2 separate regions of the Homo sapiens genome follow, and region 2 is linked to region 1. Evidence: read pairs that join two places in POLR2A ChIA-PET (ENCODE). Cell type or tissue: GM12878. All regions are shown on one strand. Each heading gives the region's core, and the rest is flanking DNA. Links, peaks and the distances in the headings are about the cores only. Region 1 has its middle 140 kb from the start of LINC00424. Region 2 overlaps LOC105370108 (a long non-coding RNA gene).

Evidence for each region. ChIA-PET counts read pairs that join two places held together with the same protein. Peaks named below come from ENCODE experiments on the same cell type or tissue, not always from the same donor. Only the 100,000 strongest peaks of a DNase experiment are listed, where the experiment ranks them.
Region 2: POLR2A ChIA-PET joins it to region 1 with 5 read pairs; 3 of 35 experiments call an interaction of 5 or more read pairs at or near these places.

The regions. Positions count from the first base shown.
Region 1 is chr13:22,014,502-22,021,061 of GRCh38, reverse strand. No RefSeq gene overlaps it. Among named protein-coding and RNA genes, the nearest start is that of LINC00424, 140 kb to the right of the region's middle. In GM12878, for the core only: no CTCF peak of the experiment used is centred there; a DNase peak (open chromatin) is centred at 3,601.
Region 2 is chr13:22,065,912-22,072,471 of GRCh38, reverse strand. All of the region lies in intron 2 of LOC105370108 (a long non-coding RNA gene), which reads right to left. Among named protein-coding and RNA genes, the nearest start is that of LINC00540, 140 kb to the left of the region's middle. In GM12878, for the core only: no CTCF peak of the experiment used is centred there; no DNase peak of the experiment used is centred there.

The sequences.
Region 1 (6,560 bases), core at 2,340-4,839:
GTGCTGGGATTACAGGCGTGAGCCACCGCGAAGATATAATATATTATATGCAATATATATAATATATAATATACTGTATTATATATAATACAATATATTACATATTATATATATTTTATGTACATATAAAATATATAATATATTATAATTATATATTGATATATTAGAAGTATATATTACATAATATTATGTATATTATATTATATAATATGTAAATATAATATAATATAATATATTACATCATTATATATTATATATAATAATATAATGTATAATATATAATGTAATATAATATAATATTATATATTATATATAATATAATATAATATATTATAATATAATATATGTATATATAATATATAATATATGATATAAATATATATAAATATTATATTTGTAGTATATATTATATATAATATAAAATATATATTGCATATATAATATATTATATGTTATATATTATATATGTAATATATGTTTTATATTATATATAATATAGTATGTTATATTAATATATATACTATATTATATGTAATATATTTTATATTAATAGATAATATATTATATATAATATATGTTATATTAAATATAATATATTAGATATAAATATTATGTTTATATATTTATACTATACATTATATATTATGTATGATATTTATATTATATATTATATATTACATTTATATTATATATTATATTTATATTTATATATTATATGTTATGTTTACATTATATGTTATATTTACATTATATATTATATTTATAATTATATATTTATAATTAGATATAATATATATATTATATAATTATACATAATATATATTATATATAATTATATAATTTTTATATATAAATTATATAGATAATTAATTACATTCATTACATATATTATATATAATATATTATATATATAATTATATATTATATATTACATATAATATATAATTATATATATAATATATAATATATTTATAATTATATATAATATATAATATATTTATAATTATATATAATATATAATATATTTATAATTATATATATAATATATTATGTTTATAATTATATATAATATATAATATATAATATATATAATTATAAATACGTATAATTATAACTATAAATATTTATAGTTATAATTATATATAATTATAATTACATATTTATATAATTATAATTATATATAATTATAATTACTTATTTATATGTAATTATAATTATATATATAATTATAATTACATATTTATATAATTATAAGTATATATAATTATAATTATATATAATTATAATTACATATTTATATAATTATAATTATATATAGAATTATAATTACATATTTATATAATTATAATTATATATATAATTATAATTACATATTTATATAATTATAATTATATATAATTATAAATATATATAATTATATATATACTTATAAAAATACATTTATAATTATAATTATAATTAGTATCAGTAAGTATTACATATAATATATAATTATTTTTATTTTTATAATATTAATAATAATTTTTATAATATATATATATAAATACCTTTGGCATGGGACCGGAATCTAAACACAAAATTTATTTATGTATATACACCTATTACACATAGCCTGAAAATAATTTCATATGATATTTTTAATAATATTATGCATGAAACAAAGGTTGTGCACATTGAGCCATTAGAAAACAAAGATGCCACTCCCTCCACCACCTATGTGAATGATTGGTGGTTGTTTGGCATCACCATCATTGCTTACTCTGAATTTAGATGCTACCAATAAGCCATCAGTTTCTTACACTTCTTCACTCATAAGTACTTAACAGTAAAATATATGACAAATCATTAATACAGTGGAAAAATAATATGTTCAGGGCAATGAAGTAGCACAGTGGCATCATCAGAATACCTGTATCAGCTGTTAAACAACAGCAACCACAAATAATGGCAGGCCCCAAGTGTCCACCTACAGTGCTGTGTTTTGATTAAGCAGTTATTATGCGCTGTGTTTTATTTTTATAGTTGAGAAGAAACATGAGAAGCAGTTGAGGGACCAAGAAGCGGATCCTCTAGGGATGAGTAGGCGCTCTGCTGGGTGCCTTTTTAAAAATGTTTTCTCCAGAGTCATCTGCCTCATTAACAACGTTTTATGTCTTAGAAATCTCTCTTTGATTTTATAAACTGACTGGATTTTTTTGTTCTGCTATGGACACACACTGCTCTAGGCCTTCAATGAGCTCATCACACGTTTTCACCATGTCATCTGTAAGCACGTCTTCTGCACTTTCAACATCATCTTCATCGTCGCTGTTGTTATGATCACCTTGATTCACAATAATGTCAGCTATTTTGCCATGGGTCAATGAGTGAACAACTGGAGCCTGTTATCAATGTTCTTTGACATCCGCTTCTTCCAGTTCGCTGACGGACTCGGAAGGCATTTCTTTTTTGCCTATATGATAAGGTCAGACATCATTTTTTCTCACTTGATATACGGAATCCAAAACCACTGTTTCATTACTCATCAACACTGAGCCTAGTCACAGGCTGGGGGTTGTGCTACGCATGCATGGCTGTGTCTTTAGTGACTGTGTTCCAAGCACTGGCAATGGCATATACAGAATCCTCATGCTGAACTCCTTTCACACCCACACTCTTCACTGCTGCTAGGATGCTGTTCCAGAAAGTGTGTTTATATTTACTCTTCATTGATCTAAGCATATCCTGGTCATATGGTTGAATTAATTAAGTCACATTTGGGGAAAGGCACATGCTATAAACATTTTTTGACGACAGTTTCAGCTGGAGGATCAACAGAACAGCTGTCAGGGAATAACAAAGCTTGCAGTCATCATCGAGCCCAGTTTTCTTGCAGTGAGCAGGAACCATGGGTAGAAAGCGTTTGTGAAACCAATCAAAAAAGATGTCCCTCGTGATCCATGCCTTTTGATAGCAGAATAAGAGATTGGTTAGAAAGTTACTCCTTGAACATAGAGAGAACACAAGCTTTTGTCTGTCTTAAGTTTACAGTTATGTGTGCTTGCTGCATTAGCACTTCTCAGCACAGTTGTTCTGTCCTTGGGATCCTTAATTTCTTTAGGTTCTATCTTATCAGTTGTAGTCAGTGTCTTCCTGGGGCAATAACACCAAAGCAGGGATTTTTCATCAGCATCATAGACTTGTTCTGGGGTCAGATTTTCATCAGCAACTACTTTGGCAAACTCATCAATGAATTTCTCCACTGCTTTATGATCAGCAGATGTTTTACCACCAAAAACCTTTAAATATTTAATGCTGTGTTTTTTCTCAAATTTCTGCCATCAGCCTATTGAATAGTCTCTGTTCTCTTCAATTTCCAGTTCATCACAATAGATTTTTGCTTGTTTCATGATCAGCATACCATTAAGCAGCATGTGTTCACTGCAAATACTGACAAATCCACTCTTCTAATACATAATCAAGTTCTTCTATTTTTGTTTTATGTAGTGTTTTTCTATTTTTCATTAACTTCTGTTCATCCTTTTCAACATAGAACTTCAACGATTCAGGTCCTGTGTGGTGGTCATTCCAACACCTCACTCTTCTGTAAGATGTTTCACAATGACACTGCCACCCAGTTTCTCTGACAGCTTCACTTCCTGCACTACAGAGAAATAAAAATGTTTCCTCTTTTTCTTACCACGGTTGCCAGCAGGGGTATCTGCCGTCCTTTTTGACATTTTTAACAATACCTTTACACCACAGAGCAGAGAATAAGCAAAAAAAAAAAAAAAAACAAAAAAAAAAAAACCAGTGAGTGATGCACAAAGGTCTTGGGCCAATATAGGGCCTTGTGAGGAACCTGTCGCTGGCACATCCAGCCCTCACATGCGCAGTCTTGTCACCCTTTGTGGGCATGCTCGTCTGGGGGAATATGAGCTTGTGCAGAAGAGATACATTGCAGCTAAACAGGCCTGGGGGTGTCTTTGTTTCCCTTGGAGATGCTGAATAAACTGCATCTGCTTTTTGATTGTGACCCATCACATAAGGTCAGATGTGGAATTTTCCACTTGTCATGCCAGCATTCAAAAAGTCTTGGATTTTGGAGCATTTTGGATTTTAAATTTTCAGATTAGGGATCCTCAGCCTGTATTTTATAGTTTTTAGTGTAGAGGTCTTAACTTTTTATTACTTTGATTCCAAATAATTTAATTATTTTGATGCTATCATAAAAGGCATATTTAAATTTCATTATCTAAATGTTCATTGCTGGTATATAGAAATATAACTGTTTTTTATATGTTGACCTTGTATAACGCAACAACTTAAAATTTATTAAATTCATTAGATTTGCTTTTTGTAAATTCCTCAGAGTTTTCTAACCCATAATCATGTCATCTGCAAATAACAAACTTTATACTTTTTATCTGCTTTTATCACTTTTTTATGCTGGCTAGAACTTCTAGTACGATGTTAAGCAGGGGTGATAAAATCAATCATCCTTGTCTTGTTCCAAATCCTAGGGAGAAAGCACTCCACATTTCACCATGAAGTACATGTTTGCTGTGGGATTTTTGTAGATAACTCTTTATAAAATTAAGAAAGTTGTCTTTTCCCTAGTTTGCTAAAAAGTGTGTTTTTTACTCACAAAAAATCTTGTCATGTACTTTTTCTTTATCTGTTGAGCTGATCATATTTTTCTGTGGCAAATTATATTGATTAATTTTCAGAAGTTACACCAATCTTACAGTGCTGAGATAAATGTCACTTGTTCATTATGTATCATTCTCTTGTTAAAATATTACTATCTTCAGTTTGGTAATACATAATGAAGGATCTACCTACATTCATGACAAATATTGATCTACAGTTTCTTTATCTTGCAGTATCTATCAGGGTTTGATATTGGGGTTGCCCTAAACTTACTAAATAACCTGGGTGGTGCTCCCTAATAATTTGCTTTCTGAAGTTGTGTAAGACAGGGATTATTTCATATTTTATAAGTTCTAAAATGTACATTTTAACATCTCTGCAATTAGAATGATTCTTAATGCCATAGAGTGTCATAAAGGGTTTTTCTTAATCATACCCCAAATGCTGTTATGCCATAAAAACTGATGGCACCCTAATGGCAGGGAAATATAGTATTAAGTTAGGACATCTATCCATTGAAGTAAAACTTCTTCTCTTAGCAGATATTTTTATCCTTCAAGTTTTGCAGCAGATGGCCAAAAAATAAGATTGACACAAGTACCTGGGAGGATGTGTGTGCATACATACAGGTCTTGTTTAGTAATTTATAAATTTGAACTTCTTAAGAAACATTTTAATAGTATCTTTCTGATAATAAATTGGTTTATGTTTATTATAGAATTTTAAAAATGAGAACACATAAAAAATGAAAATTACCGGCCAGGCGCGGTGGCTCACACCTGTAATCCCAGCACTTTGGGAGGCCGAGGCGGGTGGATCACGAGGTCAGGAGATCGAGACCATCCTGGCTAACACAACGAAACCCTGTCTCTACTAAAAAATACAAAAAATTAGCCGGGCGTGGTGGTGGGCGCCTGTAGTCCCAGCTATTCGAGAGGCTGAGGCAGGAGAAAGGCGTGAACCCATGAAGCGAAGCTTGCAGTGAGCCGAGATGGTGCCACTGCACTCCAGCCTGCGCAACAGAGTAAGACTATGTCTCAAAAAAAAAAAAAAAAAAGAGAAAAGAAAAAAGAAAGAAAGTAAATTACCATATCCTTATCACACAATATGCTATTCTTAACATTTTGATCAATTTCCCTTCAATCTTTTTGACATGTATGATTTGTGTGTGTCTGTTTGTGTGTGTGTGAGAGAGAGGTATTCATGTATGTGTGCATAGTAATTGGAATTACAGATCCATGCCCAAAATTAGGGCAATGGACTAAGAAGAAAGATACCTGGGAAACTGTAGCACGCTCATAAGAGTTATTCTGGAGATCTGGGCATCAGCTTGAAAGAGTGAAGATGAAATGGGACATAGATACGTAACAGTCCCTGAAATAAAAGCAAATGAAATTATTCCGCATGCCTCCATAAAGTGTGTGGTAATGAAGGGTGGCTAGCAATTCTAGTCATTTTTTTTTTAATTTAGTCAGCCTTTGAAGTAGATGAGCAGTACCACCTTGCCAAGGAACAAACAAGGTCTCTGGATTATATAGGACTCATAAACATTAAATACACCTCCAGCATTAAAGCACTCTGTAGGCCTGCTGGTGCTAAATTTTTCCCGTCACAAGTCTGAGTCTAAGTTATGGGGAATTGGAATTGAACAAGGCGTTCCAGAATCTAGGTTTGCCAGATCTGATTCTTAGTCTACGAAGTTCTTGCCTCTGGCTAAGTGGTGGCTGTTCTGACATCCTTTCCAGTGACTCATCCATCACGTACCCCGGGCACCAAGGAGGAGCATGGTTTGTGTGCTGACTGCCTAAACTATAATGATAAATGGGCAGCATTTGCTTTGATGTTCCACTGTTGTGCATTTGTGAGGTTATTCAACACTGCAAGACATAGACTTAAAAGGTAGACCTTTTGAAATAGTTTTAAAACAT
Region 2 (6,560 bases), core at 2,020-4,519, 52 kb before region 1:
AGAAAGTTTCAACGCTCAGAGAATAAAGAAAGGAGTAGTCACTGCTGCAATCTCCAGCTTGAATTTTTTTTTCCTTTGCAAATGCAGGTTTTAACAAATGGAAATATTACATCTGTATACTGTGAACATCTTTCCTTGTCAGTATGTTTTCTGTTATGGCCCCTTTTTTCTTCACAAACGTATTTTTTAATAAAAATGGGAATATTGTATAAGCTTATTGTGACCATTTTTCCTTGCCAATATTCATCTTCAACCTGATTTTACGGACCTAGCTGAAGTCTGAACAAACCACTGTATCTCTGACTTTCTACTTTTGACGGAAGTTCTTTCACTAAGGTGTCCTGTGCTGGGACCAAGGTAATTTTTCTCACCAAAATTACTGACCATGTTAATCTCATGATAGCACTCCTTCAGCTAAGCCCTTAACTTCTGCTTAAATCTTCCTAGCGCTCCCCAGCCCCTCCAGGGCCCCTACATGGCTTTTCCCTCCACAGCATGTTCCAGGTGAGTCCCACGGGTAGCAATCCACCTTGCTACAGAGAGCTTCCTGCACCTGTGACATCCGCCTACTCTGTTACATGAAACTTCTCTCTCTGTGGACTTCTGGAGTCCCACAGCCCTTGAATCCCTTCTTAACTAAAAGACATGTGATCCCTGCCTGTACCCTTCCCCAATGTTTTCTTGGAGCTCTATGCCACTTATTTAACTCTACGTATAATGAATGTGCCCCACTTTTCTTGTAACCCCTGTACACAGTTTTCTAGTCTATGTATTTTGCTGAATGTTTTTATTTGCTGACTGCTCTTAGTTTAGACTGTCAATTATTCTACCCTGTAAGTTTCTTCAAAGTTCAGAAACATTGTATTAGTACACTCACAATAGAGGACCTGGCCCCAGGAAATGCCAATGAGAAAATAAAAAGAAGGAACTGATTAATCAAAAGTTTGTTTTTATCCCCAAGGAGGCATCTCTTTGTTCCAAAGTAGAGTGACTTATCAAATAAATCACATTTTGCAATGATTAGTCTACAGTACCCCTAAAACTCAAAATAAATTAGGAGAATTTTTTTTCCCAGTTTTGACTCAAGGTAAAACAAAACAGGGCTGTGAAGGTAACAACATCCATGACTCTACAGAGCAACACAAGCTTGCAGGAATTTGAGAGGTGTGGTAAAAAATCACAAAAATCCCACCTCCGATACGTTTCTTTTGCTCTGAGGCAAAATTGTAAAAACTTTTCTTTTGATTTTTGTTATCCAAATAATTCTAGCTTAAATTGGAACTCAAATATTAATCTGATAATGACACCGTTGAGACACATTCTCTGACGATTGATCTCAAATGACTTACAAGGCTTTACTTTACCCCATTTTCTGCATTCCTTTCCAGCCAGAGGTTTTGCCTGTCTTTAACACCCCTGCCCCCACCACCACCACTACCATCATCAGGGAGAAAAAGAGACCCTGAAATGTACGTATTAAGATGATTACTATGTGCTTGGGAATATCCTTTAATTTAAATTTCGTTTTATTTTATTTTTAGCTTCAAAGCTTTTGCAGGAATGAACACCTGTCTTTCAGGGCATTATAAGAAATTGTCAGGTACCTGATATTCTTTGTTTTGTCAAGTCCTCCCACAGTGACACTGGATAGAAGTCACATTTTAATTAATGATCAAAGCAAAGGACACCTGTAAGGCTGGGCTAGACTTCTGAACTCTTTGATATTAGGTTTACAAATCTGAAAGAGCCCTTTGATTCTCCCATGTGTTTGTCCTTTCTCGGAGATCAACTTAATTCTTTTTTTCAAAGGCAACATATTTTGCTAATCTGAGCACTGAAGTTATGGGTGACAATGTCCATTCACACAGCAACTCTTAACACCTTATAAAAGTCATACTCCATTACACAGGACGCCAGGGCCCTCCCTGTCCAAAGGCCCCACTGCAGTGGAGATTTGTGGTGGCACATGCTGTTTGAAGTATGAGAGCCCCCAAGTGGGGCTCGGAAATCCGTGAGTTTGACATTAGTTTAAGGACTTGTACTTGCTGTGGTGTGTCACTATGAATGGAGGAGAATGCAGCAGCCATTAAGACCACCCTGAATTAAGTTCAAATGTAATTAATCCTTTTTTGTAGGCAGAAATAAATTTTATATAACTGAAATACATATTGATATATGCTGAAATTATGTAGTATGTATTTGCTGATATTATGCAGCTTATATCAACTCATGCATATACTAACAAAATGCAAGTTAACAAGTACAAATATATTAACACATTAAAATAAAATGTTTATATTACATAGTATAGGTGCATTATAGTTTATAAACTATATGTAGTAATAATATATAGACTAATTTTATATACCACACACTAATTCCCATGATGAAAATGAGACAATTGAGACTGACATGTAAAAATAGCTTGGGAATGCTAATGGAAACTACTAGAAATAGTACTTTAAGTACTTCACAATAGTGGAATTGTAAGAAGTATAAAGAATAAAATCCAGAAACAATCACCACATTTTGGTATATCTCTATGCAATTTTGAATTAAAATAGAATTTTACACATCTAGGCATACTGGATATATAATTTTGTATTCTTTTTAAAATTAACATGAGTATTTTCTTTTATTGCTAAAATTGTCAGTGAGTATCCTTTGATAACTACATAATTATAAATTTTCTTGATCAATTGATTATTTCTAGTTTTCTGCAGGCAAAAAAAAAACATTGCAATGAATGACTTAATGCTTGAAACTGTTTGGTAAGGTTCTAATGCATAATGCTAAATTATTTGTTTTTTTTTTTTTTTTTTATCAAGACAGAGTCTCTGTCTCCAAGCCAGAGTGCAGTGGCACAATCTGGGCGCACTACAGTCTCCGCCTCCTGGGTTCAAGTGATTCTCCTGCCTCAGCCTCCTGAGTAGCTGGGACTACAGGCATGCGCCACCACACCCAGCTAATTTTTGTATTTTTAGTAGAGATGGGGTTTCACCATGTTGGCCAAGATGGCCCGGATCTCTTGACCTCATGATCCAACCACCCTGGCCTCCCAAAGTGCTGGGATTACAGGCGTGAGCCACCGCACCTGGCCTGCTAAATTATTTTTCTAATAGGGCATATCGGTTTATTCTACTAGCAATATATAGAAATGCCCAATTACTAAATTCTTGCCAGTAATTAGCATTTCATACAATTCTTTGATATTAGGTGAGTTCTTTAAAGTTTTAAACTTTTGGGATTACTAACAACACAGCTGAATTTTTTGTTGTTGTTTATCAGACATTTCAATTTCCTCTCATTATTTGTATAGTCTTACTGACTGTGCACTCAATTACTGATTTGCACGAATTCTTCATCTTTCATTGAGAGTAACCCCACACCCTTAGGTTTGGTGAAAATCCTTTTCCTTTTTTTATTGTTTTGACTTTATCAATGTAGTTTTAAATGCATAAAGATATATAAAGATTTTAAAAGTCTTATTATGCAAGCAAATCTGCTAGTTTTCTCTTTTGTGGCTCCTTTCTTTGCTTATTATTTTAGAAAGTCTTTTCCCATAAAGGGATTACATAAATATTGGCCTATGTTTTCTTATTATTTATTTTATCTTAAATTAGTTCTACCTAAACTCGTATTTCTTTAAGCAATTATTTACAGCAAAGCCAAGCTTTTGTTGTTTATCACAACATATTTTGCAAATATTCCCATTATTTATCACAAAATCACCAAGAAAAAGCCAGGTTATTCCAGAGCTAAAAAAAAGGATATGGAAGACCTGAGCTACTCTTGATGGGGTTTCTAAGGGGTTCCAATTCCTTTCTGCGCAGACTTCATAAAGAACCAATGTAATGGCTTAAGTCGCAATCTGTTGCACAGGAATTGTAATTTCTCATGGAGAAATAGTCTGAGCATAATTTTTCATTTTATAAAGGAGATGGTAATTGCGATGGGCTCTGTTTTTGTAATGGGGTGATCTTCTGGTTTGGTGTGACAATTTGAATAAGGAAAAGTTTTGAAGAGTTGCATATGCTCCTTGAAGAGGAAATTTGGTAAGAAATAGCAGCTTAGTCTTTGCTATGAAGTCACTCAACTTAAGGCAGCTTTCAACATCTTTTGAAGAAATCACCCTTTAAAGTTTAGCTGATCAAAGTGGCAGAATGTACAGAAGTCAGAATCCCTGGCTGGCCTATCCATTACAGAGGGTAAGATGCAAAGGGTTTTGAGCTGGAGGTTAGGATAGAAGCCAGGAGTGAAGTGTCTGCCTCGAACTTACCCATCAGAAAGAGAAAGACACTCACTAAGGCTTCACACTGAATCTGAGCACCCATGCAAACAGGCTCAGGCCTACCTGATCCTCAGTCAAATTAAAAGAAAGCTGTTTCCTTTCAACAGCAATCAGACCAGAAAAGGTTCCTCCTCTTTGTTTATAACTTTTTATTTGTTTTTTTTTGTTTTTGTTTTCATTTTTTTTTAAAGACAGGGTCTCACTCTGTTGCCCAGGCTGGCACTGTTGTACAGTGGCACAATCACAGTTCACTGCAACCTCTGCCTCTTGGGCTCAACGATCCTCCAGTCTCAGCCTCACAAGTAGCTGGGACTACAGGCACATGCCACCATGCCTGGTTAATTTTTTCATTGTTGTAGAGATGGAGTTTTGTTTTGTTGCCCAGGCTGGTCTTGAACTCCTGGGCTCAAGTGATCTGCCTGCCTTGGCCTTCCAAAGAGGTGGGACTACAGACATGAGCCACCTCACCCAGCCTGTTCACAACTTTTGATTTTAAGGACAGAAAGACACATGGAAATATTCTTCATTCAAACCTTTCATTTACTTTGAGACCAAACATTAAGGTCCAATCTGTTGTTGTTTTAAATCAAAACAATTGATTTAAACCTACTGAGAGAAAGGAACTCAAGCAAGACCTCATCTCTACAAAAATAAAAATAAAAATTAGTTGGGCTTGGTGGCACGCTCCTGTAATTCTAGCTACTTGGGAAGCTGAGTCAGGAAGATCACTTGAGTCCAGTAGTTTGACGTTACTATGAGTGAGCTATGATTTTGACACTGCACTCCAGTCTGGGCAACAGAGCGAGACTCTGTCTCTGAAAAAATAAAAAAAGAAGAAGAAGAAAATACTCGCTCTCATATGTTTATCACAGCGCTATTCACAATAGCAAAGATACGGAATCAACCTAAGTATCCATCAATGGAAGACTGAATAAAGAAAATGTTACACATATACACAATCGAATACTATTTGGTCATGAAAAGGAATGAAATCATGTCTTTTACTACAACATGGATCGAACTGGACGCCATTATCTTCAGTGAAACAACTCAGAAACAGAAAGTCAAATACCACATGTTCGCACCTGTACGTGGGAGCTAAACAATGTGTACCCATGAAAGTAGAGGGTGGAATGATAGACATTGGAAACTTGGAAGAGTGGGAGGGGGTGAGGAAAGAAAAATTACTTAATGGGTACAATGTACACTATTAGGGTGATGGCTACACTAAAAACCCAGACTTCACAACTATGCGATATATCCGTGTAACGAAACTGTGCACTTGTTCCTCTTTCAGTGATATAAATTAAGAAAAATTAAGTCACTGAAAATGAATGAGCTTTGTTTGGAAAAAAATGTAGGGCACGTGGAGGCAGAGAAGGAGAAAGAAAAAATGGAGGTGAGGAGGACTTTCTCAAGCATCCCACTCACCCCATCAATACAGTAACTCAAGTTAATTTTCTGTGAATGTGGAAACAAATACGGTTTTAATGGATTATAATCATTTTGTTGCATAGTGTTTGCCTAAACTAATGCTGGTGCAAATTATAACATACCAGACCTTGTTCAAGGCATATGTAATACTAAAAAAAGGTTCAATCGCCATAGATTATTCAAAATATTCTTAAATGGGATCACAAAGTCTGAGTATATCAATAGTAGGAATACTTCACATTTTAGTCTACACAGACTACAGCTACTGGTTTTTTTTTTAGCCTCAATATATTGCCACTTTACTACTGCTTTTTATTATCTAGCTTGATTAAAGATCAAAATTATTGCATACAATTGTCTACTATCTTAAAAATAGTATTAGCATGAGTAAGGCAACTGAGAACTGGTAAGAACCTTTATTCTCAGGGGAAGAGAGGACAAGAATTATAAATTATTAGGAGGATACTTTTCCTGGGTCTACAACCAGATTAAATTGGCCATTCTCTTCCCTCTTGTTTCCACTCCCAACCTGTAACCCCTTAGGTGCACAACTAATTTTGCTGTAATTTAAGCAGAGTTGGTTGTTTTTTTTAAGGAAAGTTAAGTGAAAGCACATCTGTAGGCAAGATCATCTTGCTCAGCTTCTGAGCCAAAACCCAGCAGAAGTATTTCACCTACACAAAAGGGGATTGTGGATGTAGATGAGGCTGACAAGGGCAATGCCAGGAAGCCAGGTCTTTTAAAGCACTGTCACCTCAGATGAGCCGCTCAGGAGCGCTCACACCTCAGGACCCAGCCCTATTCTTCACAAGTCTTCAAAGGAGGATCACATCTG